2 separate regions of the Mus musculus genome follow, and region 1 is linked to region 2. Evidence: chromatin loops called from intact Hi-C (ENCODE). Cell type or tissue: heart. All regions are shown on one strand. Links, peaks and the distances in the headings refer to the core of each region. The heading gives the core; the rest is flanking DNA. Region 1 holds the start of Gm13816 (a long non-coding RNA gene). Region 2 has its middle 66 kb from the start of Chst1.

Evidence for each region. Hi-C counts contacts between places; a loop is a spot of excess contacts. Peaks named below come from ENCODE experiments on the same cell type or tissue, not always from the same donor. Only the 100,000 strongest peaks of a DNase experiment are listed, where the experiment ranks them.
Region 1: a loop joins it to region 2, with 4 times the contacts of the local background. A loop is called at or near these places in 2 of 42 quality-filtered maps.

The regions. Positions count from the first base shown.
Region 1 is chr2:92,735,874-92,751,035 of GRCm38, forward strand. Gm13816 (a long non-coding RNA gene) reads left to right here and starts at 6,357. Exons shown (of 2, transcript XR_866546.2): 1 at 6,357-6,803. In heart, for the core only: a CTCF peak has its summit at 7,427 (motif pointing left); DNase peaks (open chromatin) are centred at 6,288, 7,438 and 11,678; H3K27ac peaks cover 1,575 bases.
Region 2 is chr2:92,658,513-92,673,674 of GRCm38, forward strand. No RefSeq gene overlaps it. Among named protein-coding and RNA genes, the nearest start is that of Chst1, 66 kb to the left of the region's middle. In heart, for the core only: no CTCF peak of the experiment used is centred there; DNase peaks (open chromatin) are centred at 8,849 and 9,439; H3K27me3 peaks cover 448 bases.

The sequences.
Region 1 (15,162 bases), core at 4,167-12,166, 77 kb after region 2:
TCATAAACATATTGATTTCCTATCAAGCAGACAAGCTGGGCCATGGCAGGAACAAGCTGCTAGGCAGAAAGGGGAGGCCTGGCTTGGTCCTGGGTTTTGCTGACTCATGGTAGAGGATGCTAATGCCAGACCTGGCAAGCCTTGAAGCCCACGGGCAGAAGACGCAAGGGCCTCTGCGTCTGTCCAGCAGCCCTGATGGGCACTTGAAACTGCTTTTGCTTTACAGGGAGCAACCAGCACAATGAAAGCACGGCCCTGCCTTAACTGAGAATCTAGCCGGCTTTGGGCATCTTGATATCAGTGTTTAGTATCCTGCTCCTCCATCCCAAAAGAGCCTTCAGTTGCAGTCTTAGACCCTCCATCACCTTGGGTTCAAGGACATCAGGCTGATTAACTGCTGGAAACAACAGGACCTGCTGGACAGAACCCCTCAGGTGAAGGCAATTATCCAATTCCAGGATGGCCCTACTGTGAGAGTCACCACACTCAGGGACTCCTCAAGCAATGGTGGTGATAACTTCTTGGGACCATATGCAAAATAGGGGCTGAGACAGTGACCCAGCAGCCCACACCCTGATCAGACAGTGTAAATACCTATACCTCTCTCTGACCCAAATTAGGCCTGAGGCTCATATCCTTAATCTTGTGTTCTGTGTCAATACCTGAGGATGGATGGAGGAATTCCTGGGCCCTATTATCTGCTTCTTTTCCCAGTGTGGCCACATTAAAGAAACCCCTCTGAATTCACCATTACCAGCTCTAATTAGCTTGCTAGAGAAGAGTGGCCCAGCCTAGTCTCTGGGATTCCATGAACCAGGCTTCTGCCCTGAAAACTCCAACAGTACCCTGGGACTCCAGGTCACCCCTGTGTGTAACACTGACTAGACTCTTGCTTCATGGCACTTAACTAGCTTACACCAGGTCCTGCATTGAGCTTTGTGAAACATCTTCTTGTGGCCAGTACTTCCCCTGAGCTGCCCACCTAAGTCTCAAGTTTTATCCTAGGTGATGACCTTGCCTGCGCAGAACTTGAACTTGGATCTGCTGCCAGTGTAAAACCTTCTGGAACTGAGATTACCCCTTAAATTCAGATATGTGGGCAATGCCAATCTTGAGCAAAGCCCTGAGCACTTATACTCCAAGATGGGTGGGTGCTACCTCATTCTGTTATCCAGATGGGCAAGCCAGAGGCAAATCTGGCCCAGGGCTCTCTACAGAAATCTCTCCCATGCCAGGGTCAGCATCCTCCACTTTAGCAGAGAGAGAGAGAGAGAGAGAGAGAGAGAGAGAGAGAGAGAGACCCTTGGTGCTCCTGTCAGATGAATGCAATCCCCAATTTTCCATTGGTTTGGTTGGTTGGTTTTGTTTCATTTCTTTTGGGTCTTCTGAAGTGGTTTGGACCATTGACCATCATGGTGGGAAAAGCCCACTGAGGCCAACCAAAGGAAGAACTGGGGGGGCTGGTGGCTTCAGGGGGTAAGTAGCTTGCCTGCTATCAGAGTGTATAAAGGGTGACCAAGCAGATTCTGTGCCCAGTGCTTAGGGTGACCTGACAGATCCATGCACGGTTAAAGATGCTGGAGACACCTGGAGCAAGCAGGTGATTTGTGCTGCTATAGTGGGGTGCTGCCTGCTCAGAGGTTTGCCTATGGAAGGAGGGCAGGATCTGGGGTCCAGCAAGCTCCAGATGGCTCCTGAAGAAAGAAGAAGGGTGTGGAGGAGAAGTGGGAAGGGAGGGAAGTAAAGGGAAAGGAAGAGGAGAGAGAGAGAGAGAGAGAGAGAGAGAGAGAGAGAGAGATCCAGGGTCTTCACTTAGGAGCTTGGGCCCAGTTCACTCATGCAGACACAGACAGATCAGCACACCCTGCTTTCACATAGCAGACATCTGTGTGAAAACAGACATGGTTTGCAATCCCCCTCCCAAAGGGCAGACTAGTAGGGGTGCATGCCCCTGGCTGCTGTGTCCCCCCCCCCACTGTTCCTCCCACCTCTCTGTTCTCTCTTCTGTCTCTCCTCTGACCCTCTCTTGCCATTTTTCTCTGCCCCCCTCTAGTCTTGCAGACTTTCTGCTTACCCCCTCCTCTTTTGTTTTTTTTGTGTGTTTGATTCCAGGCTCCCTCCCTCTGTCTCCTCCCTGCAGCAGGTGGCTCTTGGACCTCTCTCTGGGCACAGGCTTGCTTATTATCCTTCCTCTCAAACCATCTTTGCCCCCTGCCATCTCTGTCACTCTGTCCTTTCCATCCTGTCAGGACCCTGAGACCCTTTCCATCCTGTCAGGACCCACATCCCTGTGTCCCCTGTCCCCAGCTCCTACTCTGAAAAAGAGCTCCCGGAGGCCAGACAGCAGGTTGCAAAAACACCCAGGGCCTCATAACCTGAAGGGCAGGATTGATGAGAAAATAAATTCCTGATTAGTGTTTTAATTTTGAGGATCTTTGGAGGGGACCGAGCAGCAAGGGAGGCTACTGGAGAAAACCTGCATTATTAAAGCTACAAATCCTCCCTTCCAAGGGGCTGGAGAAGAACAAACAGGGCTTCCTGGGGAATGAGGATGTTGAGGCACAGGAGGGGAAGGCAGGAGAATGGATAGCCCCACCCCCTCCCCAACAGAGGCTTCTGGGAGGGGCAGGTTCCCTTGGTCCTGTTTTTCTCTTCTCTTCTCTTCTCTTCTCTTCTCTTCTCTTCTCTTCTCTTCTCTTCTCTTCTCTTCTCTTCTCTTCTCTTCTCTTCTCTTCTCTTCTCTTCTCTTCTCTTCTCTTCTCTTCCCTTCCCTTCCCTTCCCTTCCCTTCCCTTCCCTTCCCTTCCCTTCCCTTCCCTTCCCTTCCCTTCCCTTCCCTTCCCTTCCCTTCCCTTCCCTTCCTTTCTTCTCCTCTCCTCTCCTCTCCTCTCCTCTCCTCTCCTCTCCTCTCCTCTCCTCTCCTCTCCTCTCCTCTCCTCTCCTCTCTCTCCTCTCCTCTCCTCTCCTCTTCTTTTCCTTTCTTTCCTTTTCTTTTTGTTTGTGTTTGTTTGTTTGTTTGTTTGTTCCGAGACAGGGTTTCTCTGTGTAGCCCTGGCTGTCCTGGAACTCACTCTGTAGACCAGGCTGGCCTCGAACTCAGAAATTCACCTGCCTCTGCCTCCCAAGTGCTGGGATTAAAGGCATGTGCCACCATGCCCAGCTCCAGTCCTGTTTTCTTGCTTCTGGCTTCTTTTAGGCTTTGGCAACATTGTCTTCTGGGACAGAGAGATAGAAGAAGCCAGGTTGGTCCCACTCTCTCCACATTGGCAGATGCCCAGGGGATCATGAGAGTTTATCAGCCGTGGGCAATGGGTGAAATGGACGAGCCCAGGTGACAAACTGGCAGGACTGGATTTGGTCTTGTTTCTGCTCTGTGCCCCAACTTCCCCATGTGCTGGGTGGCGAGAAGCATCTTCTGCTCCAGGGATATGTGAGGATGACATGAGCTAGCACATGTGTCAAATACAGCTGTCTGCTTGCCCATCGCACACATAATTCCCTTCTCTATACTCCCCAGGGTGGGCAGAGACAAGGCCGTTTGGCTGTGCCTAGGTTTTCACATGGGCACTTGTGCAGCATCTGAGCTGAGATCCTCAGACTTACACAGCAAGTGTCCTTATCCACTGGCTGTCTCCCAGCCTCTGCTTCAAACATTTTGAGGAGCCTCCACATTGATCCCACCCCCATATCAGCTTTGTTCTTCTTTACAGATGGCCTGAGACCTAAGCCCCTGCCTAGAGATCACAAAACCCCAAAAGAAATAGAGGGAGACTGAGTATAGGTCTGGCCTGGGTCTTCAACAGGCTCTCTACAGGAAGTGTACAGATTAACCTTCTGTTGGAAGGCCTTTCCGGGAAAGGCAGCCAGGTGCCGGGCTGGAAAATGTGGGTCCAGCTCATGAACAGGTCTGGAAGTCCCTTGGGATGAAGGCTAGTGAACGGTGTCACCAGGCAGAGGTCCTTGCATCCAGAGTCCTGAATAGGCCTGGCCTCCCATGGCATATCACTGGGCAATAGGTCTCACTTGATTCCTGCATAAACCCTGAGAAACCCCGTCCTGAGGTCTATTTTTAGAAAGAGCTGGAGTCAACCCCAACTCTGCAAGTTCACGGGCTCATGGCCCTCTCGTTTCCTCATGGAGTACATTCCTCTTAGTTAACCTTAATTGTTAAAAATTATGTTTAAGCCGGGCCCTTTCTCCAGTAGCTCCAGGGCAGGGGTCCAGGAAAGGGATAGTACATCCTGGAATGGGTTAAGGGGTCTGGTTGATTCAGCTTGACTTTGCTGCTTCCCTTGGGAACTTGTCTATAGCCTGGCTCCATCCTGGGCGTCAGGAGACACTTGGCTCTAGTAGTCTCTCAGCTAGTGTAGAGAGCTGAGTGGACAGGGTGGAGGAGAAGCCTATTGCTTGTGTTCTAAGGTGTCCATGGTTGCCTTGGGCCACCTGACCTTGGGAAATGACCATGGGAGATGACTCCCCCTTTCTGTGTCTCCATTTCCTGCTCTGCAAAGTAGGGATATAAATATACACCCCCCCCAACCACTCTAAGTTCAAGGTCAGCCTGGACTGCATAATGAGATCCTAGCTCAAAGAAGCAACATACGGTAAAACATTTCTCTTGGGGAGCCATCCAGGATGGCCTACACACCCAGGGGTACCTTGCCACACCTGCTGCACTGGCTGTCCGTTGTCCATCCTGTTGTTCAGGGTCTTCTAGATATGATTGTGGCCACCACTTGGTGCCTCTCTGGCCTCACCCTGGCCATTAGTCACCCTTGCCTCAACCCCTCACACCACCAAAGCCACCAATCACTCAGCAGTGCCCACACCCTGTGAACTGTGCCCAGGAGCTCCAGCAGTCCTCCTGCTTCGCCCTCAAGTCAGCACAGTCACCCCACTTGTATTAGAGGAAACTGAGGCTCAGTTCCTGTTCTGAGGATTCCTTCTCTGGGAAGTGGATGAAAACACTATCCACCCCTCCTCCTGAGGTCCCAGTGACAAATCATAGCTCACTCCGGGGAACCAGTGAGTTTATTGAGCTTAGAGAGCATGGGTGAAGGCTTCTGACAAGAGCAGGAGGACCCCCAAGTCAGCCACACTGGAAAGTCTTCATTTGCCCTGTATGGATGATGGCTTCCCCCAGTCACATAATGGAATCCACTCCCCTTATTCTTCCCCAGCCATTATTTGAGTTCATTCTGAAGTCCCCTGCTGTGACAGATTGTCTGTGCTCGGCCCAGGAACTGACACTATTAGGTGTGGCCCTGTTGGAGTAGATGTGTCACTGTGGGTTTGAGCTTTAAGACTCTCATCCTAGCCTGGAAGTCAGATTTCTCCTAGCGGCCTCCAGATAAAGATGTAGAACTCTCAGCTCCTCCTGTACCATGCCTGCCTGGATGCCGCCATGTTCCCACTTTGATGATAATGGACTGAACCTCTGAACCTGTAAGCCAGCCCCAATTACATGTCATCGTTATAAGAATTGCCTTGGTCATGGTATCTGCTCACAGCAGTAAAACCCTAACTAAGACACCTGCCAGGAGTAGGTTAGAGAAAATTGCATCCTAATGGCTGGATACTCAGATGAGGGTCCAATGACCTTCCCTGCCCCTCATTCTGGAAAGAAATACCAAGTTCACAGCTCCATTGGGCTCAGAAGTAGGCATGCCTGATTTCATTAAGATGGCCACAGTTTGGTGGGAGAGCCCCTTACAGCAGTTTCCATGAGTGATTGTCTGAGGTCATTCATTGCATGGAAAGTGTGCAGGGACTTAAACCTATGTGTACTGTGAGGGAGGTACAAGTAGGTGACCAGGGACTCTGGAAGCAGAGCAGGGAAGAGACAGAAGAAATGGTTGGGGGGGGGGGGGGAGGATGGAGCCTGGAGTGGAAACCCAGATCCTAGAAAATCCAACCTGCTTTCTGTTGATGTCTGTGGCAGGAAGACCCCAGCTATTTTGGTAAAAGGTCCCGAGCCCATAAATTAATTATCTAGTTCAGTCTCTAGATGTGTTGATGAGAAGAAAAACCTGCAGTTTCTGGACAGTAGCTCTCTGTGTGTCCTCCGGGAGGTAGCTCAACCTCTCTGTGCCTTAGTTTCCTCACCTATAATATGGAAGAACCTTGCAAGGCTAGATTAAGTATCAGATGGAGGTCTCTGCATACAGCTGACGTGACCTGATTTGAGCTCCTGTGTGCTGTCTGCAGTCCAGCTCCCATCCATCCACACAGCCATTTCCTGGACTGAGAAAGATCTCAGCAGCACTTCCGGCTCTAGTGGATGACCTCAGGCCAAGCTAGCCCTTCTGGAAAAGAGCCACAGGAATGTGGCCAGGAATCACTTGGGAGTTTCAGAGTGTTTCTGCAGGGTGTGGTCCCTGAAAGTGGGAGCTGCTCCAGGGAGGACAGGGCCTCGAGGAAGAGCTAGGAAGGAAGCAGAGGCCGGAAGCAGGAAGGCCTGGCTGCTGCTGTGCCTGCCACTGCTGCAGCCCAGTGTCCTGGGGTGACCGTGGGTGGCTGTGGACAGGCTGCAGCCTCTCTGGCTATCTCTGACCTCTTTAGGAACAGTTCGTAGAATCCCCAGGAAAACTCAGTTCTGAGCATGCACCGGCACACACCCGGAGTTTCCTGTGTTTACAACTCTAGAGGTAATTTTCCAATGCCAAAGGAGAAAGCACCGAAGCCCACTTGGACTGGGACCGCACCTCTACCCTCGGAGGCTGGCGACCTCCCACATCTTCTTTGACCCCAGTTTCTGCTTCTTTAAAATGGGCCCAGGCAGCATCCACTCTCCAGGATGATGAGGTGGGTAGAGGGCTCTAAGTGGCTAGGGCTTAAGGAATGTGAGTCCCACTGCCTCCTCCTCCCACCTTCCTCACTAAAAGAAAATCAAGTGAGAGGGGAGGGGAGCCTGGAGGAAGAGAAGGAATCAGGGATGGAGGGAAGACAGGGAGGGAGAAGAGATGGAGGGAGGAGTAGGGGGGAGGGGAAGAGGGAGGAGAGATTGCTTAAGGTCCTGGGACTTGTCAGCAGGAGGCATAGGAGGAGACTTGGAGCTGGCTCATCCCAGGTGTGAGACCACACTCTCCTTCCTCTCTCTATCCTTACAGGACAAGTCCCAGAGACTCTGGAAGAGGAAGGGGGAGGAGACCTAGAGCTGCCCTGACATGCTCAGTCCCCTTTTCTGCTTTGTAAATGCTTTGGTAATTTTATACATGGATCAATGCATTTAGATCACACACCCCACTCAGTCCCCACTCTCCAACTCCTCCAGGGTTCCTCCACTTCTCCTAACTTCATGTTCCTTCTTCCTTTCCCCTCCTTTCCTCTTCCTTCCCCCCTTCCCCTCTCCTTATACCCACCGTTGTTCCTCCTTTTCAATGAGTTCAATGAGTACTTCTTGTATGCGCACAGGCGTGGGGCCATCTGCTGGAGCAGGGACAACCTACCAGTGACCACACCACCCCACCCTTCAGCCTACAGTAGCTCCCAGTCAGGAGTGGGGGTCGGGGTGGGGGTGGGGGCTGAGCCCCTCCCCATCCATGCTTGATCCTGTGTGGATCTTGTGCCAATCATCACAGCTACTGTGAGTGCATGAGTCCAGCAGCTCTGTCGTGGCTGGAAGATGCTCCTTCACAGCAGGCCCCACAGTCCTCTGGCTCTTACAATCTTTCTGTCTTCTACTCCATGGGTTTTGAACCTTAGAGGGTGGTAGGAAGGGATTTCCTTTCCCCTCTTCTTAGGCCCATCCTCTCTCTCCCCTCCCCTCCCCTCCCCTCCCCTCCCGTCCCCCTCCTTTCTCTCTCTTCTCTCTCTCCCTCTCCCTCTCATCCCCACTCATCCCCACCCACTCAATCACATATGCCTCTGAATGGGGTCTGACTTGGAGTGAATCCCCAAGTACAAGTGACCTAACCTCAGCCCTCCTGCCGGTGCTGGCAACTCTTCATCTTTCCTTACAACTCCTCAGATTAACCCAGGCCCTCAGACACAGTAGTAGCTCATTGGAGAGTCTCTAGGCTTCCCAGGGTGTGGTGTCAACCCCACTCTCCACACACATGTGAGAACAAAAAGAGAGGCTGAGGCTGCCTTCCTCAGGGCTCTAAACTGACAATAAGCCCCAAATACTCCCCATAGGATTAGCAATTATTACCTAATCTCCAGGGAGCAAACTAAACACAAGGAAATGGAAACATCCCTGTAGAGCCTTCTTTCTGGCTGCTGCGGGGAGCTGAGCCCTCAGCAGTGAACGCCAGGTGCGTGCTCCAACTAGCAGGGAAGGATTATGGGACCAGGGAGACATTCGCTGGTGTCTCAAGCTATTTTCCTCATTTATTTTAATTAATAAGTTAGCTGTGTGTGTGGTATATGTGTGTTCACATGGGGGTGCAGGTGCACACAGCTGTGTACTTACACTTGAAGGCGAGAGGAGGACATCAGGTGTCCAGGACATCAGGTGTCTTCCTCCCTTGAGAAAGGGGCTGTCACCATGGTTTTTTAAGCCAGGATGTTGGCTGTCACATCGCAGAGATCCTCCTGTTACTTCCCTGCCACTTCCAGCCTCCCCCCATTACATAGCCTGCACAGTGAAGGTCAAGGCACTTGAATTTTGTGGGAGGTTGCATTAGATGCACAGAGCAGCTACCATCGACACAGTTAGGATGGCTTCAGGAGGACACATGGCCAAGAAGGGGCAGGGCTGGGAAATGTTATTCTATCTGACTCTGAAGCTCCTGTCTGGACCCCTGGTCTGGTGGCTGGGCCACACACACACACACACACACACACACACACACACACTGCTACTTTGTTTTGTAAAGCACATTAATGCTTTGACCATGGAACTCTCTAACATTGACCTCCAGTGAGTGGGAATCTCAGACTTGTTCCAAGACCCATGATGACCCAGGCAGACCTAGCTTGGTCACAGTTCCAATTCTTCTTTTAAAAAGATATTTTCTTTATTTACATTTCAAATTCTATTCCCTTCCTTCATTTCCCCTCTGAAAACCCCCTATTCCATCCCCCTCCCCCTGCTCACCAGCCCATCCACTCCTGCTTCCCTTTCTGGCATTCTCCTACACTAGGGCATCGAGCCTTCACAAGACCAAGGGCCTCTCCTCCCATGGATGTCCCACAAGGTCATCCTCTGCTACATATGCAGTTGAAGCCTTGAGTCTCTCCTTGTGTACTCTTTGATTGGTGGTTTAGTCCCTGGGAGCTCTGGGAGTCCTGGTTAGTTCATATTGCTGTTCCTCTTATGGCGCTGCAAACCCTTTCAGCTCCTTGTGTCCATGCTCTAACTCCTCCATTGGGGACCCTGTGCTCAGTCCAATGGATGGTTGTGAGCATCCACTTCTGTATTTGTCAGGCAGTGGCAGAGCCTCTCAGGAGACAGCTATATCAGGCTCCTGTCAGCAAGCACTTGTTAGCATCCACAATAGTGTCTGGGTTTGGTAACTGTATATGGGATGGATCCCCATGTGGGACAGTCACTGGATGGCCTTTCCTTCAGTTTCTGCTCCAAATTTTGTGTCTGTATCACCTCCCATTGATTCCCTTTCTAAGAAGGACCAAAGTATCAACACTGTGGTCTTCCTTCTTCTTGAGCTTCAGGTGGTCTGTGAATTGTATCTTGGGTATTCTGCACTTCTGGGCTAATATTCACTTATCAGTGAGTGCATACCATGTGTGTTCTTTTGTGATTAGGTCACTTCACTCAGGATGATATTTTCTAGTTCCATCCATTTGCCTAAGAAATTCATGAATTCATCGTTTTTAATAGCTGAGTAGTACTCCATTGTGTAAATAATGTACCACATTTCTGTATTCATTCCTCTGTTGAAGGACTTCTGGGTTCTTTCCAGCTTCTGGCTATTATAAATTGGAGGAACATAGTGGAGTATGTGTCCTTATTACAAGTTGGAGCATCTTTTGGGTATATGCCCAGGAATGGTATATCTGGGCCCTCAGGTAATACTATGTCCAATTTTCTGAGGAACCACCAAACTGATTACCAGAGTGGTTGTACCAGCTTGAAATACCACCAGCAATGGAGGAGTGTTCCTCTTTCTCCACATCCTCACCAGCATCTGCTGTCGCCTGTGTTTTTGATCTTAGCCATTTTGACTTGTGTGAGGTGGAATATCAGGGTTGTTTTGATATGCATTTCCCTGATAGTTAAGGATGTTGAACATTTCTTTAGGTGCTTTTCAGCCATTCGATATTCCTCAGTTGAGAAATCTTTGTTTAGCTCTGCACCCTATTTTTAATAGGGTTATTTGGTTCTCTGGAGTCTAACTTCTTGAACTTTTATATATATATATATATATATATATATATATATATATATCTTGGATGTTAGCCCTCTATCGGTTGTAGAGTTGGTAAAGATCTTTTCCCAATCTGTTGGTTGCTGTTTTGCCCTATTGACAGTGTCCTTTGCCTTACAGAAACTTTGCCATTTTATGAGGTCCCATTTGTCAATTCTTGATCTTAGAGCATAAGCTATTGGTGATCTGATCAGGAAAATTTCCCCTGTGCCCATGCGCTCGAGGCTCTTCCTTCCTTTCTTTTCTATTCGTTTCAGTGTATCTAGTTTTATGTGGAGGTCCTTGATCTACTTGGACTTGAGCTATGTACAAGGACATAAGAACGGATTGATTGGCATTTGTCTACATGCTAACTGCCAGTTGAACCAGCACCATTTGTTGAAAATGTTGTCTTTTTTCCTCTAGATTGTTTTAGTTCCTTTGTCAAAGATCAAGTGACCATAGGTGTGTGGGTTCATTTCTGGGTTTTCAATTCTATTCCATTGATCTACCTGCCTGCCACAGTACCATCAGGCATAGTGATTCCACCAGAAGTTCTTTTATTGTTGAGAATAGTTTTCACTATCCTGGGTTTTTGCTTGTTTGTTTGTTTGTTTGTTTGTTTGTTTTTGTTATTCCAGATGAATTTGGAAATTGTTCTTTCTAACTCTATGAAGAATTGAGTTGGAATTTTGATGGGGTTTTCATTGAATCTGTATTGCTTTCAGCAAGATGGCCAGTTTATATCCTACCAATCCATGAGCATGGGAGATCTCTCCATCTTCTGAGATCTTCTTTGATTTCTTTCTTCAGAGACTTGAAGTTCTTGTCATATAGATCTTTCACTTGCTTAGAGTCACACCAAGATATTTTATATTATTTGTGACTATTGTGAAAGGTGTTGTTTCCCTAATTTCTTTCTCAGCCTGTTTATCCTCTGGGTAGAGGAAGGCCACTGATTTGTTTGAGTTAATTTTAAATCCAGCCACTTTGCTGAAGTTGTTCATCAGGTTTAGGAGTTCTCTGATGGAATTTTTTGGTTACTTAAGTATACTATCATATCATCTGCAAATAGTGATAATTTGACTTATTTCTTTCCAATTTGTATTCCTTTGATCTCCTTTTGCTGTCTAATTGCTCTGGCTAGGACTTCAAGTACTATATTGAACTGGTAGGGAGAGGGTGGCACAGTTCCAATTCTTACAGGCCTCATTGCTCACTGGCTGAGGCTTGGGTGCCAGATCAAGTAAGTACAAACAGGAGTCAGGAAAGTCTAGCCCCAGCTCTGCCTCTATTTAGCTCTGGCCTTTAGGGAGAGGAGAGAGCTAAGAACTCCATCCCTGAGATGCAGTGAGTGCCACAGATGCGCTGGGCCCTCCCCATGTTTGCACAAGCTTTTAGAATCTGAAGCATTTCCCCAACAGGCTTCATGTGGGAACACTGGCAGGCTGCCTGTCTAAACAACATCTAGGCTCCTTCCCTGACTCCAGCCATGAGCCTGTGTAGCTGTCAGCTATTGCCACTGGCAATGCTGCAAAACAAATCTTCCCCCACATTAGCCACTCACAGTCCCAGAAATTCAGCCACACATTGCTGTACCTTCAGGTGACTGACCGTGGTGCCTCCAGCCCTGAGCTCATGGGCAGGTTCAGCCTGCACCTCTGTGGGAGGCTGCAGGTCACACTTGGGTTTACTATACAGGATGATGAAGGATAGTTGGAGGACATCATCCTGCACAGCAGCTGCTCCGGGAAAGCATATGTTCTCATCACAGTGTCCGGGACCAGCTCTGTCCGTACTAATAGACCCCTTCCCAGGTTCTGTCCTTCTGCTCAATGCCAAGCCCATTGGCAGAAGTGCAGGAGCCTCATTCTTTCCCATCCACGTAAGGAAGGTGAGCATTGGTGAGCCACAAAGGAGTGGAACACAGCAGGAAGAACCCAGCTTTAATATGCAAATAGAAGTGGCCCATTTGAGTTATTACTGACTCAGGTCTCCATTGCCAGTCCTGAGTTTGAATGCTGCAGTGATTGACAGAGTCTCAGGTTGTGACAGGAGCTCTTATAGGTAATCAGAGCATGGGAGTTGATTTCTTGACATTTGATAAGCCCAAGTCCTCTTGGCACCTGCCTCTGTAAGGCTCCTCCTGTGGAGGCTGGTAGCCCAGGCCTGCCCTCCCTCCCCACCCTCTTCTGGATGGCTGGAGCTGTGGAGTGTGGGCAGACAGGGCTGCACTGTCTCACCCAGCTGTTGCCATTGCAGCTAACACACCTCTCCACAAGAAGAGAAGCAGAGAGGTTGTCTGCCTTGTGGAAAATGGTTGCCTCATACCCAAGCGGTAGCTTACCATGGACAGCCAGCTGTTCCTAACATGGAGACAAAGGTGGCATGCGTGTGACTGTGGGCAGTGTAAGGGCTGGAGGGTGGTGGTGGCAGGAGACAGAGCTGGGCTGGGCCAGTACAGTTTGTGAGGTCAAAGTAACTTCCTCTCTGGCCTCAGATTCCCTCCCTGTCTATGGTGTGAGTGAGGGGCTCTGGAAGATCTTTCTTTTAAGCAAAGCCTCTTTGGTCCAAAGACTAGATTCTTAGGCCTGGTGTGACTCAGTTAGTGAAGTCTGTGTACCTAGAATCCTGGCTTTGATCCCCTGCACTTCATAAAGACAGGTGGAGCGATAATCACTGCATTCAGGAGGATCAGAAGTTCAGGGACATCCTAGGCTATCTGGTGAATTCAAGGCTAGCCTGGGATAAATTAAACTGTCACAAACATAAAGAAGTGAGAGCAAAAAAAAAAAAAATCAAAACTTCTCAGCCCTTTCCTTCTTTCTGATCCCTTCTCTCCAGGTGCCAGTGTATGCTATGACCCTCTCCTTTCTGTCAGTGTGTGCTCTTCCTTAGCTCCAGGATTGCTGTACTAGAGGTGGGTTCCAGGCAGGGCAGGCAAGGCCCTCACTCCAAGTATCTCTATACATGAGCAAGTGACGCTCCCAGATGCAGGCTCCAGTGGCCTCCCGCTAAGGCCCTGGGGAAAGGAGAGACTTTTCAAGAAAAAGGTCACCCAGTAGTTTCCAGACAGAGGCTGTCCTTCTACCCCACATTCAGCTTCATGTGCTCTCTGGTGCTCCACACACCCCCCCCCCCCCCCCGCCAGGTAGCTCAAATGTCTACAGACAGAGGAGCCCTCTCTCTCTGGATACTGGCAGCCTACTCTTTGACAAAGGTTCACACTAGAAAAGCATTTCCAGGCAGGGATATGAAGAAGGCGGACTCCATCTTCCCCACCGCCCACCGCCTCAGCTCACCCTTAGTTCCTCATCTCTGAGTGTTCCTACCCTTTGTTTAAACCTCCTTCCAGGTTGGTCCACTGAGTTCAGAGATCAGTGTTGTAACCTGGTTCCTGCATCCAAATTGCCTCCCTCAGCCCCAGACCTGCAGACAGGTGGTTAAAACAATTGGAGACACATACCCGCAGCTTGGAAAAACCAAGAGAAAGAAGCAGTTGCCAGAAACTTCAGAGACCTATGATACATAGAAAGGGATACCTGGAGGAGCTGTGCCTTTAGCAGAGAGACCCAGCCCGTTAGAGCCCACCCGGAGGCTAATGGAAGGCGTCACAGTTCCCAAGCCAGTGAGGGATGTGCAAATCTGTGCAGCACTGGTGTGTACAGAGACCACGGGTGCATTCACACAGGTGGAAGCCGTTCTGATTGCCAGGACACTGAGGCAAACAATGTGCTTGGTCAACTCAGCTACAGAGTGTGAGGCCTGCTCAGAAGCAGGCTTGGAGGCAGGGTAGCCTGGGCTCTGAAAGCAGTGCTTCCCTCCTCCCTAAAGGAAGAATGTGTGATGCAAAGGAAGGAAGGAAGGAAGGAAGAAAGGAGGGAGGGAGGGCGGGAGGGAGGAAAGGAAGGAGGGAAGGAGGGAGGGAGGGAAGGAAGGAAGGAGGGAAGGAAGGAAGGAGGGAAGGAGGGAGGGAGGGAAGGAAGGAAGGAGGGAGGGAGGAAGGAAGGAAGGAAGGAAGGAAGGTAGGTTAGGCCTGGAGGTGGAAGCCCTATGACACTTGATGCCCTTGGGGATGTCACTGTGTGCTCTGCATAGTCTCTAACTCCCATAGGCAGCTCCAGCCTCCGCCTTCTGGATCCCTGGCAGCTGCTGGTCTTCCCAGTGGGAGGCTGGGAGCCCGAGGCCTGCAGGGAGCCCAGACAGCTGCTGACACCAGACCTCAGGGTGGAGGTAGAACATCTCAAACGTCTCTCAAAGGTCCAGGGAAGCTGTTTATTCCAGCTTCCTGCCAGGATGGAGGGTTCGATCACAGTCCCCTCTTCTCTGAATTTAACCAGCTAAGCACATTCTCAAACCCCTCCCCATGCATGGCTCCTCCTGACTTGGTTGGGCAGCCAGGTCTCTCAGCGAAGCTTGGAAATGGACAGAGAGCCCTGAAGGGACCTATGGCTTCTGTACCCTCCGCAGCTGGGGGCCCAGTCTTGTCTCCAAAGGAGCCTTGCAGAAAGGAGCTGGGGAGTCCAACACTCTGCCATTGGTGCTTCCTCGGCATCCTTTGTCATGGCCTGCATAGCTAGTGGCATGGGAACTTCTCAGTCATTGAGCAAGGCTCACCCTTTGCCTGCCTGTGTGTTTGAGAGTCGCCATTGTCCAGGGCCATAAATCAACCTCTTTAATTATCATCCGTGACACATTTTGGCAGGAAGTGGACTTGGTTCTGCTGAGGATGGAGTGAAGGGTCAACTGCAAATATGCTTAAAACAGTGCCCTGCCCTGAGGATCAGAGGTCACGCTGAGTAACATCCTGTGAGTGACAAAGACTGGGAGGAGTTACTGTCACACACAGGACT
Region 2 (15,162 bases), core at 4,704-12,703:
TACCCACTCCAAACCCATCAAACTTTCTCCCACCATTGTCTCCAATGATGCTAATACTCATGAGTGACTTTCTCATTGTGCTTGTAATTTTCCAGCTGAGCCAGGCAGGCACTCTCCCTCTCCATTAATAGGATGCAAAGCTCACCATTCAGGTCTTATTAGCAACTCTCCCTTAGATTCCAGGTCCTTTGATAGACATGCAACAGCCAGAGCAGGTCTGAATTCAGTGTGACTCTCAGACTCCATCACAGAGACACAAAGAGGAAGGCCAGCAGGAGGGCAGCAACCTGAGCCAGGCATCTTATTAAGGGGTGATGAAGGGGTTGGGGTGGGGTGGGCAGATGGAGAGACTCCCTGCAGATGGTTGCCTCTACCCCCAAAAGGGGCCACTTACCCAGTCTTTATTCCAACCACTTGTCCTTTTGCTTATTCAGCAAAATATTTGCCAAGTGCTTTCTTCCCTTGTGCCCAGCCTAGAGTGGGTTCTGGGATGGTGGTTGGCATTCTGCCTCCTTCCTTAACTTTTTGGGGCAGTGGGAGGCAGCTCTATGTATGGATACATGTCCTCTGGCAGGTACCATGAAGAGAAGGACACTGTGCTTTGGCCCCCAGAGATGGGCAAATCACACTGGGCTGAGCAGCACCTGGGAACAGTTGGAGAGAGCACAGGACACATGTGGACAGGCAGCAGGATGCGAGCCAGCCAGGGCCACTTTGACCTTGAAAATGTTCCTTCCCAATGCTTAGCAGCGATGTGATCTGTCTCCATCTCCCATTCCTTCCCAACTCCCTTCATCCCTGCATCTGGAGTCTGCCCTGTCCTCTTCCCCACATGCTCCTACAACATTGCCAGTCACTTCCATCCATCCCCAAAGACCCAGAGAAGAAGGGTGAAGCTGAGAAGGTACCTGGGAGAGGTGGACTGTTCTCTAACCTGCCCGGGTTGGGTCCATCCTGCCCTTGTTCTCCAAGGCAGCAGAACTCTGGAAGCTCTGCAGAAAGGGGACCCAAAGAGGGTGACTTTGAGCTGAGGGGGCCAAGGAGAGGTATGTTGAGGTTGGGGTCAGTCAGGAAGGCATTGTTGTTGCCAACCTGAGCTTTCTGGATCACCAGTACTTGCGCTGGCACTGCCTCAGCTATTATGTGATCCTGAGAAAATTTCATAACCTTTCTGGGCCACGTGGGAGGTGACCATGAGGACTGAGTCGGAGCATGGACATAAAACGCCTCAGTAATGAGGCTGCCGTGGAGCAGGCCCTCAGACAGCTGTGATTTTGATTGTTATTTTAGGACTGGCCTCTCAGTGGCCTCTACTGGCGAGCAGCTGAGCTCTTACTACTTTGGGAGAGTGGGTGGAAGCTGAATCTCTGCCCTTTGACCTCAGATGGACAGAGTCAAGGGATGTTAGAAGATCATGTGAGTGGTTAGTTATTGAGGCTGGCTGCTGAGAAAAAGGAACTCAGCCCACATGGGCAGGCCTCCGGGCAAGCACCTTGGGGGATTCTCCCTGGGAATGCAGAACTGAGGCATCTAGAATGACCCAGCTAGAATTGGAGATCATCCTGGCCAGCCTTCTTAATTTCCTTTAACTACTTACACTAGTTGTCTGTTGCCATGCTCACAAGTCTCCATACACTTGTGTCTAAAGCCACACTTGGGGGTTAGAAGACTGGGGCTGGAGAGGTGACTCAGCGGTGAAGAGCAATTATGCTCTAGAGGAGGACCTGAGTTCAGCTCCTAGCACACACGTGCAGCCTCTTACAAGTCCAGCTTCAGGAGGCCAGGCGCCATCTTCTGGCCTCTGAGCCACCACACTCACAGATGAGTATGTAACTGCATACACACACACACACACACACACACACACACACACACACACACACACACAATCAAAAACAAAATAAATCTTTAAAAAAACAAATTTAAAGAAATCCAAAGTTTTGTTTTAGTTTCAGAGGCCAGAGACCCCAGTATGTATGGATGAGCAGAAAAGCAAGGGTCTTGAATGCAGATGCGACAACTCTGAGGGGAAAGGCTTCCGCAGTACAAGTGTTACAGGTATGAAGGGAAAGCTATTCTGGCAGTTAAGAGCCAGGAAATACCAAAGTCATACCGCACAACAAACCGCACACAGAGATTTATCAGGAGGAAAAAACACCCAGGAGCATAGCTGCCTCTGCTCAGGAGAGAAGCAGCAGAGAGCTGAGCAGAAGAGAGGGATTATATAGAGGTGTGTGTGCGTGTGTGCGTGTGTGTGTGCGTGTGTGTGCGTGTGTGTGCGTGTGTGTGCGTGTGTGTGCGTGTGTGTGTGCATGTGTGTGTGTGTGCGTGTGTGTGCGTGTGTGTGTGCGTGTGTGCGTGTGTGTGTGTGCGTGTGTGTGCGTGTGCGTGTGTGTGTGTGTGTGTGCGTGTGTGCGTGTGTGTGTGTGTGCGTGTGTGTGCGTGTGTGTGCGTGTGTGTGTGTGTGTGTGTGTGTGCGTGTGTGCGTGTGTGTGTGCGTGTGTGTGCGTGTGTGTGGTGTGTGTGTGCGTGTGTGTGCGTGTGTGCGTGTGTGCGTGTGTGCGTGTGTGCGTGTGTGTGTGTGTGCGTGTGTGTGCGTGTGTGCGTGTGTGTGTGCGTGTGTGTGTGTGCGTGTGTGCGTGTGTGTGTGTGTGTGTGTGCGTGTGTGTGTGTGTGTGTGCGTGTGTGCGTGTGTGTGTGTGTGTGTGTGTGTGTAGCTTTCCAGGGTGGCGATCAGTGGGATTTCAAGTTCTGAGCTGGGGCTCTTTACTCTGAAGGGCAGAGTGGGTGGAGCCTGGTGGTTGGAGGTCCTCAGGGGCAGGGCCTTGAGGGGCTCACATGGGGACTCAGGGGAGGATGCTGCTCCCTTGCTCCGGCCTGGAGGCTGACAGCTGTGTGCCTATGCTTTGTTGGTCACATTACCTCCTGCCCCTCTGGGGCATTTCTCTCTGTGTTTTACTCGTGAGATCCGTGGGATGGTATTTACCACCACCTAGGTGATGGAGGATAATGTCCTCATCTCGAGATTCCCACTCATCAGGGATGTAAGTTCTTGCTGTGTGCCTCAGAAGCGGGCAACATCCTTAGGTTCCAAGAACTAGGGACTGATATCTTTAGGGGTCATTATTTAGCCTATGCCAGCATTGAACTTTTCTCGAGTTGATTTTATATTTAACAAATGTGGTAAAATGGATCCAACAAGTTTCTCACATGAGTCCCCCTCCCACTAGTTTCCCCTGGAGTTCGACTCTCAGTAAACAGGACAAAAACCCCACAAAACAAACAAACCGAACAACAACAACAACAAAAAAAACCACATACCAACACTAGAAGTTGAGCATGTTAGGAGGGGATTGACCAAACGTCAAAACTCACTGAGGCATTCTCAGTTTTCTGTCTCCTGTCCTTCTTCTGTTTGGGGACCCATCCAAGGACACTGCACCGCATCAGTCATGGGTCCTCTCTGCTCCCTTCCATTCTGTACAGAGCCTCAGGCCTTCTTGGTTATTTTCTTGTGATCATATCTGATACTTAAAGGAAAACATGACTACATTTGTGTGCGTGCACTGGGATTGCAGCCATGTGTGCCCACATTCTGCTTTATGCGGGCTTTGCGATCTGAACTCAGGTCCTCACACTTGCACGGGACTCACTTTAGCCACTGAGACATACCTTGAGCCCTCTGTCGCTGAGCCCTCACTCTTAAATGTCCCTGGACAGAATTTTCACAGACTAGTCTGCTTTGGTTTGGTGAGTGCTCTCCTGACCCCACTAAAGTCATGCCATGTTGGGACGGACAGAATGTCGGATGTGGCTCATCTCAGAGGGACATGAGGATGGAGAGGCATCTGAGGCTAGCCATGTTATTTTTCCTCTCTTGGCTCTGCTCAGAGACTCACTGTACACAGGATTTTCCCTTTTCTAATTGCTCAGTACTCAAGGGGACACTGTGTCCTTCTGCCTCTGCTAAGTAACCATCACGAATTTTAGTCTCTATGAGGGTTCTGATCTGTGGTGGTGGTGGCTTCCTTCTTCATTTTTTCACTTAGACCTCTCTAGGGTGGGGCTGTCCCTCCTGCCCCCGTGTGTTTACTTGTGGTGTTTCTGTCCAGTGCAGGCTGGTAGAAATCAACTTTACTCTGTGGGTTGGCCTGCAGCACCTTCTTTACTTGTCTTCTTGATCCAGTCCATCATTACAACTTGGGTCAGAGAAACGTCTCTCTACAGTGAGCAGCAGTTAATGCTGAGACTCAGAAGTGTTCACAGAGCTGAGAGTGAGTGACTATTGAGCGTGAAGCCCTAAATGACATATCTACATCAACATCTCTGCTCCAGCCTGTGGGAGTATGATGCAAGAGAGAAAAAAATTAAGAGCTAGAAGAGTTGAAGAAGTGCTGTGAACTGCTGTCTTCTGGCCATATCACGGGTGTTGCACGCGTGAATGCACAGCAGCTAAGGTTATGTGTGCAAGACTTGTATAAGATCAAGCCAGCCAGAATTCCAGCATAGATGAAGGACCAGTTCTGGAGGCCCCACCCCTAGCTGAAAAGCTGTGAGGGCTCCTAGTCAATGGCTTCTTGGGGAGAGAGAGTAAATCCTCTTTTGTGGTGTGGGTCCAACTAAGCTATCCACCCGCCTGTGCACAGTCCCATGGTTATGTGCATGCAGGGAGTGCTTCTTAGACTCAGTGAGTTATTGAAAAGAAAAGAAAGAGCATACGAAGGTGGAAAGGGCACGTGGTGGGGGCAGGGCTCAGGGGAAGAGGGCAGGAGGACTGGGAGATGGCTATGATTAAGATGGATATGAGGGCAGAAGTGAGTACTGACCCAGTCTCATGGCTGCTTCCTCCGGGTCAGCACCGTGCAAAGCACAGGTTGTAAGGCCATGGAAGGTGCCAGAATCCCACCCTAGAAGATGTGTCCTTTAGAAGTCATTTTTATTCCCAGTCAGGGCAGGAGTGTATGTGTAGGAAATTGTCAAAGAGTTAAGTTAAAATATTCACTTTACAATCATTGATAGGCTGATTTATAAGTAAAACTCTCCATTCCAGTAAAGCACAGCTGCTCAGAGCACATCTGTGTTTCCAGGGCAGGGTGGGGAGCCAGGAGGATTCCTCAGGTTCGCTGGCTAGCAGATAAAGCCAGGTCAAAGAATCAAGGAGTCAAGAAGTTGTAGGATCAGAGAGAGATCCCATTGCATCCTCCAATAAGATAGGGAGTGATCGAGGAAGACACATGCCACATACACACACCCCAATAAGGATCATGTGTCAGTCATGTGTCTTCTTTCTCTGTTTGTCACCACGGTGTACTCTATGTTGCTGGCCTCAGGGAACTGCAGGTCCCGAGGCTCCGAGGCCTCATGGCCTGGCTGAGCACCTCTCTCTCTGCCAGGGAAGTCCAGCAGGCAGGAATAGATTCTTTTCCCACGGGCAGAGAAAGATTGCTTATTAAGGAGCAGGCTGAATATGCCTTGATTTTAATCCCTGCTTTAAACTTAGCATGATTGTTTTTACAATAAAGCCTGGACTTTTCCACAATAGGAACTGAGGGTCTGATCTTGTCATTCAAGCAGAAGAAAGCCAATTTCACTTGCTAAAAAAGGAAAACACAAGTCAGACACCCACAATGCCCCAAAGCCTCTCTCTTCTCTTGCTGCTGCCGCTCCCTACATGCATTTCGGTGCACCTGCAGGGCTGGGGCTTAATGTGGCCTATGGATGCCCTTCATGGAGGAGAAGCAGCAAAGTCAGTGAGCTGACGCTGAGGTGAGTTCGATGCAGACCTGTGGCTGCTTTGGTGTTGGGGTCAGTGTTTTCCAACGCATGGGTCACTAGGTGCCAGAATCCTGCAGAAGGGTCTTTCTTTAGAAACAGGTTCCAGCTTTGGACCTGGCAGGAGAAAGGCTCTGCAGGAGGTCCTGGTGTCTTTAATATCACTCCACTCTACCCTGGCTCTGGCTTTAATGAAGGGAGCAGAGAGTGTGCCTGCCATTCTGGTTTTCAAACATGGGAAACAGAAAATCTCCTTTCTAAATCAACAGATGAAGGGCTGAAGGCATAGCTGAGTGGTATAAGTCTTGCGGGAATGCAGGAGGCTCTGGCTTCCATCCTCCTGCCACCCCCAGCCCCCACCCTCACCCCCACAGGTATCAGAAGAATTTACATCCTTAGTCTTGGCTACAGAGGAGGTTGAGGTGGAAGGAATTCTTGAAGGCCAGAGCAGGGAACACAATGGGACCCTGTATCAGACACCAAACCAATCAAACTAACTAAAAACAAACAAAACAGAACAAACACCACCCCATCCACCTCCCACCCCCACTCCTCCTCCCACCCCACCCCACCCCCCACCCCCGCCCCAAAGCTGGACAGTCTGCTGTTTGCCTTCAAACCCTCAGAAACCAAACCAATCTCCACAGAAAGCCAGCACACCTATGTTTTGTTCTGTTTTTTTAAGTCACTGTAAAGAAACACCCTAGGTAAGTAGACAGGTGGTTGGTGCGCTGACTCAGAGCTCAGATGGTGCCCTGTGGTGCCCGAGAACAGTCAGAAGCCACTGTGGGGCCTGAGGAACTGGCTCAGTCGATAAGTACCTGCCATACAAGCCAGATCTGAGGTTGAATTCCCAGAACCCATGCAGAAGATATGTAAGGTGGTGTGATTTTGGAACCAAAGTGCTGGGGAGTGGATAGCCAGTGTTGCTGAACTGGTGAGGACCAAGTGCAGAGAGATCCTGTCAAAAATATCAGAGCAAGCGAGGAAGACACCTGCCGTCAACCTCTGGCTTAAACACATACCTAAACCCATGTGGGTACACATGGGATCTCTCTCTCTCTCTCTCTCTCTCTCCCTCTCACTCTCTCTTTCTCTCTCTCTCTCACACACACACACAATTCTGTCATACATATCTTCTCTCTCACACATACACTCTGTCACACACACATATACACTCTCTAATATACACTCTTACACAGACTCATTCTCACACATATATTCTCTCTTACACACACATATAATTCTGTCACACACACTCTCACACATACACACAATCTTTCTTACACACAGACTCTTTCTCAAACACATCTACTCTGTCTCTTAGATACATACATTGTCTCTCACACACATACATATACTCTCACACACAGGCTATTTCTCACATACACACTTTCACAAACAGACAAACAGACATACACTGTCACACACATACAGACACACAGACACACTCTCATACACACTCTCTCTTACACACACACTCTTCCTTTCACACACACTCTTTGTCTCTTACACATACTCATACATAATTCTGTCACACACACCCCTCTCTCACACACATATGCTCTCTCTCTTACACACAGACTCTCTTTCTCTCACACACACTCTCATATACACACATACACTCTGTCTGTCTGTCTGTCTGTCTGTCTGTGTCTCTCTCTCTCTCTCTCTCTCTCTCTCTCTCTCTCTCTCACACACACACACACACACACACCCCACTTGAAGATCCACATTCTCTGTGCTGGTTTCCCAGGTGCCCTTGCTGACCTTAAGCACTGAAGCCCCAGCTCCCAGGTACCCTGGGGGCAGAAGGGCAGATGGGAAGTCCCTTCACCCTCCCATGGTAGGCCAAAGTGTACTGATCCATGAGTGTCTTTGGAGGTTAAGAAAGTGAGGTGACATTAATCAGAGCGAGGCATCCACACAGGACGCAGTCAAGCTTGGAGGGGACTCTTTCCCACCTGTGTCCTTGAAAGCTCAGAGTTTTCTTTGCTAAGGAAAGTGTCACTGTGTGGACATCAGTAGTGATCTGTGGCTCTGGACTTCAGGAATGCTTACAGCCATAGTGGGGAGGTAAAGAGGGAGAAGAAGAAACCCCAGAGGGACTAGGGTGGCCCAAAAGAGCAGGAGTCTGAGTTGTATACCTGGAGGAGGGTCTGTGAGCTCTGGCAGAAGATCCTGGGAGGTTGCCAAAGGCAAGGCACTCTTACATCTTGTCACTCCTTGGGCTACCCAGGCTCCTGTGAGGACAAACTGAATGTACCAAACAGAACCTGGGATTAGGAGTCAGGCCTGTGCCTCATGACTGAGCTTCCCAACCATCTTTGGTTGTAGACAAGTCACTTCCTGCTCATATGGGTAACAAGGTACGTAGGGAAGAAAATGCAGACATGCCCCACAGTCAGCCTACTTGGAGCACTGCACATATAAGGAAGAAGCATGGCACACCATGCTCCTGAGTAGTCCCAGAAGTCAGAGCACTGGATGCTGAAGTAGCATGAGTAGCCAGTAGCTGGCCTGTGAATGGGTCTCCATTCTCTATGTTATTTTGCATAGCGACCCTGGCGTTCTCCATCCAGTGGAAGGTAATGTGCTGACCAATCACAGACAGTAGGCTTCCACAATGTAAGTAGTTGCTCGTGTACAATAAAGCAGATGCTGTCCCCTGAAGCTGTCTCTAGAGTGGTTTATCTCCATGCCCTTTACCAATCCACAGGCATTGCAGTCCTGTTGGGGGACACCCAGTAATGACCGGTGACAGCAAAGGTAGAAACTGCTATCCGGCCTCCCCTGACATTGCTGAGGAAGTGTCCCCCAGGGTCTAAGAGGTAACTGTCCCCTAACATTCCTGCCAGAAGCATTTCAGAAAACTGGCCAGCAGGAATGAAAAAAACCAGGGGTTCTATGGTCTGGGTTGGGTTTCCGAGAAGCTGAGCTGAGATGGTTGTTTTGTTGGGACTGGGAGGGGGTGCTCAGGGAAGGGGTGCAGGACAGGGGAACAGCAGGCAGGGAGTGGTGTGAGCTTAACAGCAGCAGCTGGGCCTTGGCCTGCTCTGCAGACAGTTAAGGCAGGAACTGTGATAACATCCTTGCTTAGTCACAGGGCCCTGGCTGCCTTGAGTCTGGGGTGACCTCCTATGGCCTCTGAATGCAGCATCTGCAGTCAGTCAAGGACAGTCCTTCAGGGAAGGCTGCAGCATGACAATCAGCACCCCTGGGTGACATCTGTAGGGTCTGCTCAGCTTTGGGGAAGTCACTGAAAGTTTTTGACCTTGTTGCTTCTAATCTTGGCATACTGGAGTGACCTAGTGAGGGAACAGATCTAAATGAGGACACAGGGTATCCCCATCTTTTTCCTACATGCAGTGGACCGTCCACAGAGAGTACAAGAACACACGGGCATGAGAGCTTGTGTCTGGCAAGATCCAGTGGCTTCAGGTCATCAGGAGCCCATAAACCATACAAATGGATATTTGATAGAAACATAATTCTGGGCTCTGAGGGCCTTCGCCGGCCCTGTGGTGAAATACAGCTGCTGTCTGACCTCTGGGAGGATAAATCTGCCCGGAGCTCTCCAGCCTGAGTCCTGGAAGCCCCTGGTAGGCTGCTTCACTGGAGGGGTGCATGCACTCAGCATGGCTGTTAATGCTCGGGCAGAGCTCCAGGACTCCACGGGCAGCCTGGCCATAGCTGCTCTCCTGCCCCATGTGCAACTTGGTGCTGTCCTGGTGCCCTAGGGCTGCCTGGAATGACCTGAAGCCAGTGCCAAGAGGAAGGCAGAGCTGCCTCTCGCTGCCTTCTAGTCCTTGTTAAAAGAATGCCAGGGAAGGAGAGATGGCTCAGCTGGTAAAGACACTTGTCATCAAGCCTGATGATCTGAATTTGGTCCCTGTGACCTGTTGTGTCTGGCCAGCAGACCACAACCTGGGTTCTAGCCTGGAAAGGCATTTTGGAAACCTGGAAGAGAAGAGGGGCTAGGTGGCGAGAGAAAGAAATGTAGCCAAGACAGTTATTCTGATCAAAGCTCAAATTTTATTGTTGCGACACTAGTTATGAAGGAAGGGGGAGGGTACCCGATTCCCGCCGAATAATCTCTGGTCCAGTAGAAAGGTGCACGTGTGTGGCTCCGCAGGTTCCAGCAGTGGGCGTGGCAGAACGAATGAGCAGGAAGCTCCACCCCTGAGCAAGCAGGTTTCAGGCTGGGGGAGGGGAGACTACATTTCCTCCCTTTTATTAACAAAATTAAAAAAAAAGAAAAAGCTGGCCTGAGAGGGGAAAAATTATCTATGCTCAATAGTTCTGCCTGGAATCTAGGGCTAAAGAAAAAACCTGCTTCCCTGGGATTCTTTAACTTTTCTTATGGTAAACTGTATCTGGCTTAAGACTGTCCTTTCTTATCTTAGTAAACAACTAACTGAAAAGCCTGGAGCTGCAGGCTCTGACTTTATGATGCTAATTAGTACTTGGTAGGTAACTTTCTAGTTGAATTTTAAGTAGGGCGTTGGAACTCTGGCTAAGTTTGACTGAACAAATTTGAAATACACTATAATAAGAATAACACTAAGTTGATATTCCTCCGCATTTTTGGATGATAGGTGGGAAACAGGGAGAAGGGGTTCTGTAGTACAAGGCCAATTGGCTTTTTTATTTGGGTGGGAGACAGTGAAGGGCTTGCCCTTTCAATAGTACGGTCTCCAATCTCTCTCCCCCCCTATTAATTAAGTTAAATACGGCAACGCTTAACTGAGGTGATCAAATGATTTTCTCATCCATAGATGAGTGGGCTTTTAACCTTGGCTTGGGTGGACATTGACCCGATTCCTCCCGTGGGTACTGTTAAGACCCACACCTGTGGCTCTCAGTATCTTTTGGGGAGGGGAGGCAGAGCCGAAAATATTTTTGGTTTTTAGCCAAAATTTGATACCAACCTCTTTCAAACCGGGTTTATCTCACAGGAAACTCAGAAATGGTCAAGCTGGACCTTCCCCTGCAGTAGCTCTCTGCACCAAGCGATACCCATACTGAATTTGTACGATCACAAACCAGTATGTACAGTTCTGAGTGCTGTGCAGCTCCTAAAGGAGAATTATCAACCTCAGATTTAGCAAGGCCTCAGCAATAATTATGTCATTAGTAACACCACGATTTGTGGCTAAAATAGGAGCTGGAAGTCGTTCCTCTTCATCCCTGTTTTTTTCACAGCCTAAGGAGCTAAGGACACATTGCAGTAACAGCAAGGGTGAAAAGCCAGAGGTCAGCTAAGGGACCAAGCCTGTCTATCAAAATAAAAACCAATCTTTATTAATATAGAAATAGCTACTTTTCTAGCCCTCTTGGTAAACCTAATTTTTAGCTCAGACTGAAAGCCACGTGCTGGAAATGTCCTGAGAATGGAGATAACAGCTGCCACCTGTGTGCTCTAGGGGGGCGGGGATGCACATCTGCTGGTCCGGCTCGAGAATGTTGATTTACCTGCTTGAAAGACAAAATCTCGACAGTGAGAAAGTAGGAAAGCAGAACTTCTTTTGGGGAAGTCCAGGTACTTTATTCAAATGCAAATTGTAAAGCTGAGGCTAGTCTTCGGCCTCCTGTCGGGAGGTTTCAGGCTGGGGGAGGGGAGACTACAGTGACCCAAATAGTGGAAGGAGAGAATCACAAGTCGCCCTCTGACCGCCAAACACACACACACACACACACACACACACACACACACACACACACACACACACACAGAGAGAGAGAGAGAGAGAGAGAGAGAGAGAGAGAGAGAGAGAGAGAGAGGCATGAAATACATATATAACTATACTTAAGGGGAAAAGTTAGGACAGCATAATAGCTGCCAGCATGAGCAAGGGCCATAGACATGGAGAGAATATAGCTATGGAATTTTAGCCCTTGACCTTGGGGTGGTTAGTTGCGTACCAGCTTCAGAGTTAGCAGCCTTAGCCACTAGCGTGCACTAATATCAGTCCTTCCCTCCTTGGGCTTCAGGGAGGAGAAGCATGTGATTGTGCCTGTCACAGAGTCCCTGCTCCGGGGAGGTCAGCCATTATGAGGGCATACTGGTAATTTGACTGTAGAGTGATCAGTGGTGGCATAGGGGTGTGGCTCAGTGGGTGGTGTGCTTGTTTAGCATGGACTTGATCCTCACCACCACATACAAACTGGCTGTAAAGGCCAGTCTGTCCTGCACACTCCTGCACTCTGGAGGTGGGGGTAGGAAAAACAGAAGCCTAAGCTCCTCCTGTTATGTAATAAACTCGAAGCCAACTTGGACCTTGAGAGATCCTATCTCAAAATAAATGAATGAATAAATGAATACGGATTAGATGAGGGAGAATCAAAACAGAATCCAGGCTGGAAACAATGCCAGAGACATAACCTATAAAGCCTGCTTCCTGGTCACCGACTACCTTTAGCTAGGTTCTCACCTCCTAAAAGCTCCACAAGTCCCCCCAAACAGCACCACTAGCCAGCATGTTCAAATGCAGGTGTTCGTCAGGGACATTTTGCATTTAAATCTCCCAGTGTCAGGAAAGCATGGGAAAGGCTATTTGCTTGTTTGCCTTGGGAAAGGCACTTTTCCTTCCTCTCTTTTCTAGTCTGTTATACCCGGACCATTCGTTCCAAGGGGGCAGAGCCTGTCTCAGAAGCCCTGGGCAGCAGCAGGGAGTTGGCAGGAGAGCAAGCGATCCCTTTCTCCTGCTTTATCCCTTTATGGTTTAAATGTCTCACCTCCAAAGTTCAGGTATTGATACTTAATAGCCAACATGACAGTCTTCTCAATTAGCTGGGATTGAAGGGTTGGCAAAAGTTTGAGGCCAGCCTGGGCTATATAGTAAGGAGTCTTCCTCCTAGAAGAGGCTCCATGAGGCACAGGGTTCTCTTTCTCTTCTGCATTTCTCATGATAGCACAAGATGGTAACCCCACTCCAATGATGAAGCCTCAAACACCATCTTGTAAGAGGAGTGCAGGTGTCACCAGACAAGCCTGCTTGATTTTAGACTTTCCAGCCTCTCGAAGGTCTGGGGATGAAGGTCAAAGCATGGCACCAGATGACACAACTTTTGGTGGCAGGTTATGAAGCACAGCTCCTGACTCTTTGTAAAGGGCTCTTTACCATTATCTCCACTTTATCATCTCCCCCCAACTGGCCTTACAATTATAGATGCCCCCGTGAGAGTTGATTGCCATCTTGTAGATCACATTACCAAGTGGGTTTTGGAGTCCAGAATAGGACAGACATTGCCCATCCCAATATCCTGCATCTAGCAAGTGGAGGGTATAGGTAAGACCATGGTACTGGTCAGTTTGGTTCCTCCCTGCCGTAGGTCTCTGTGCAACCAATTCAGGAGCTAGCTTGTCACAGCCTGGAGGTTATTTCCATAGACAACTGTTCTTGGCCTAAACACCTTCCAAAAAAATCCTGGCCAGCGAAGCAGACAGACATCTGTCACTGGCATAGCAATGAGGTTACAGAACTGAAACGAAAAGCTCTGGTATCCACTTTAAACAGCTCAGAAGACTGGGCAGGAAAAGCAACCGCTTTCAATGGCTTGCAGAACAGAGCAGGAGAAACATTTCAGCACCCAGGACAGCTCCACAAGGCCGTAGCTCCTCCACAGAACAGCTAGGTGATCCCTAGCACATTTGGAAAGACATCTGAGCTTACTTAATTAACCTCCAAGGGTTGGGGTAGACAGCCACAGGTTGACTGACAAGAACCCAAGTGTTTTCAGAAGCAAGTTGTGATTTGATTTTTTAAAAATTTATTTCCACTTTTAAGGTAGGGTCTCATGTGGTTCAGGCTGGCCCCAAATTTGCTATAAGGCTAAGAATGATGTTGAACGTCTGATCATCCTGTTGTCACCGCTGGAGTGTTGGGATTACAGGTGTGCACTACCACACCCAGTTTCTGTGATTCTGGAGACCGAACTCAGGACTCTCTGCAGGCTAGGCAAGCACTCTACCAACTGAGCTCCACCACCACCCCCATGTTCCCAAAGCAATTTAAGATGAAGGAGGTGCCTAGCAGCACCAGAAGGAATGAGCCAGTTATTTTAGAATGTGTTTAAATGTTGGTACGCCTCTTCTATCCACAGTAAGAAAAGAAGAGGGAGGGAACAGGAGGAGGCAGGATGGAGCAAAATGGGCAGAAAAGAGAAGGACTCTGGAGAAAGGGTGTGAAGGGGCAGATGAAGGCTAAAGAAAAGGAAGCAGGGTGAGGGGCTGGGATAAGGGAAGTTCCTCAGCTACTGTGAAACTTCCACCGGGCTCTCTCACAGGGAAGGATGAGTAGGTTAACTGCTTCTCAAGTGCTTTGAGCACCGTGAGCTCCTGAAGCTACACTCAGATTAGACCCACTAGAATAGTCTGTTAGAAAAAAATCCACCCCTGCAACCATCAGAACAGATTTTAGGGAGGCCAAAATGGGTTTAGCCAGAGTCTGTGGTTCTTCATTTCTGATCCTGACAAGCAGATCCATAGAGGACAGATGTCCTCTGGCCACTTGTTGTAGACATAATGTAAAGAGTGCCCTGCTGGGCCAGTCAGTGCTGCACAGACCAGGTTTAGCATCTCCGTGTGCCAGCAGAGAACCTGGGCAGGTCCCATCACCGAGGCCCCAGTCTATCAATGTGAAGGGCTCAGTGGCACTCAGCGGGCTCTAGTTAAAAAGGTAGGAAGGTGTGAAACACCCCCACAAACAATTTCATCAAGATAATTAAAGTTTAAAAGCTTAAAGGCATTAAGCTTCTGAATCAGGGGAGAGCTGATTCATGTGTGATACCTCATGGCCCACAGGAGCCGGACAGTAAGGCGTGTGCGATCAGCCAAAAGGCTGATGCTATTACAGTGAATTATAATGAATTAATCTGAGCCGTAAAACATAATAATGTTGCAATGTTGTATGAAAAGGAATTCATATTCGGAGTTCTGTCACAGACAGGCATGGTGCCAAGGCTTTACAAGCTCTGATAGACTGGATTTCTGCCCAGCAGATAGCTGCTTCCCTCTCCCCTGAGCCCACGCCTTCACCCTTGCCCCATTGCAGGATCCAAGTCGAGTGACTTGGCTTGGCCAACCGAAAGTAGGTGAGATTGATATTGGCCAAGTGTGGAGCCCAAACCTGGAGAGGCTGTATGGATTAATACAGCGACCTCATCATGAGGTGGTCAGCCCCTTTGTGGATCCCCACATGAGTACAGAGTCTGTATCCTGAAGTAGAGATGCCTGGAAGAAGCTGGCATAGATCACAAGATACTTGTAAGACCTCTGCATTCAAAGATAAGTGTTTGGGAGCTAGAGACATGGCTCAGTCAGAAAAGAGGTAGTTGGCCAGATTAGTGGGAAAGGTGAGTTTGCAGTTCAGTGAAAGACCCTATCTC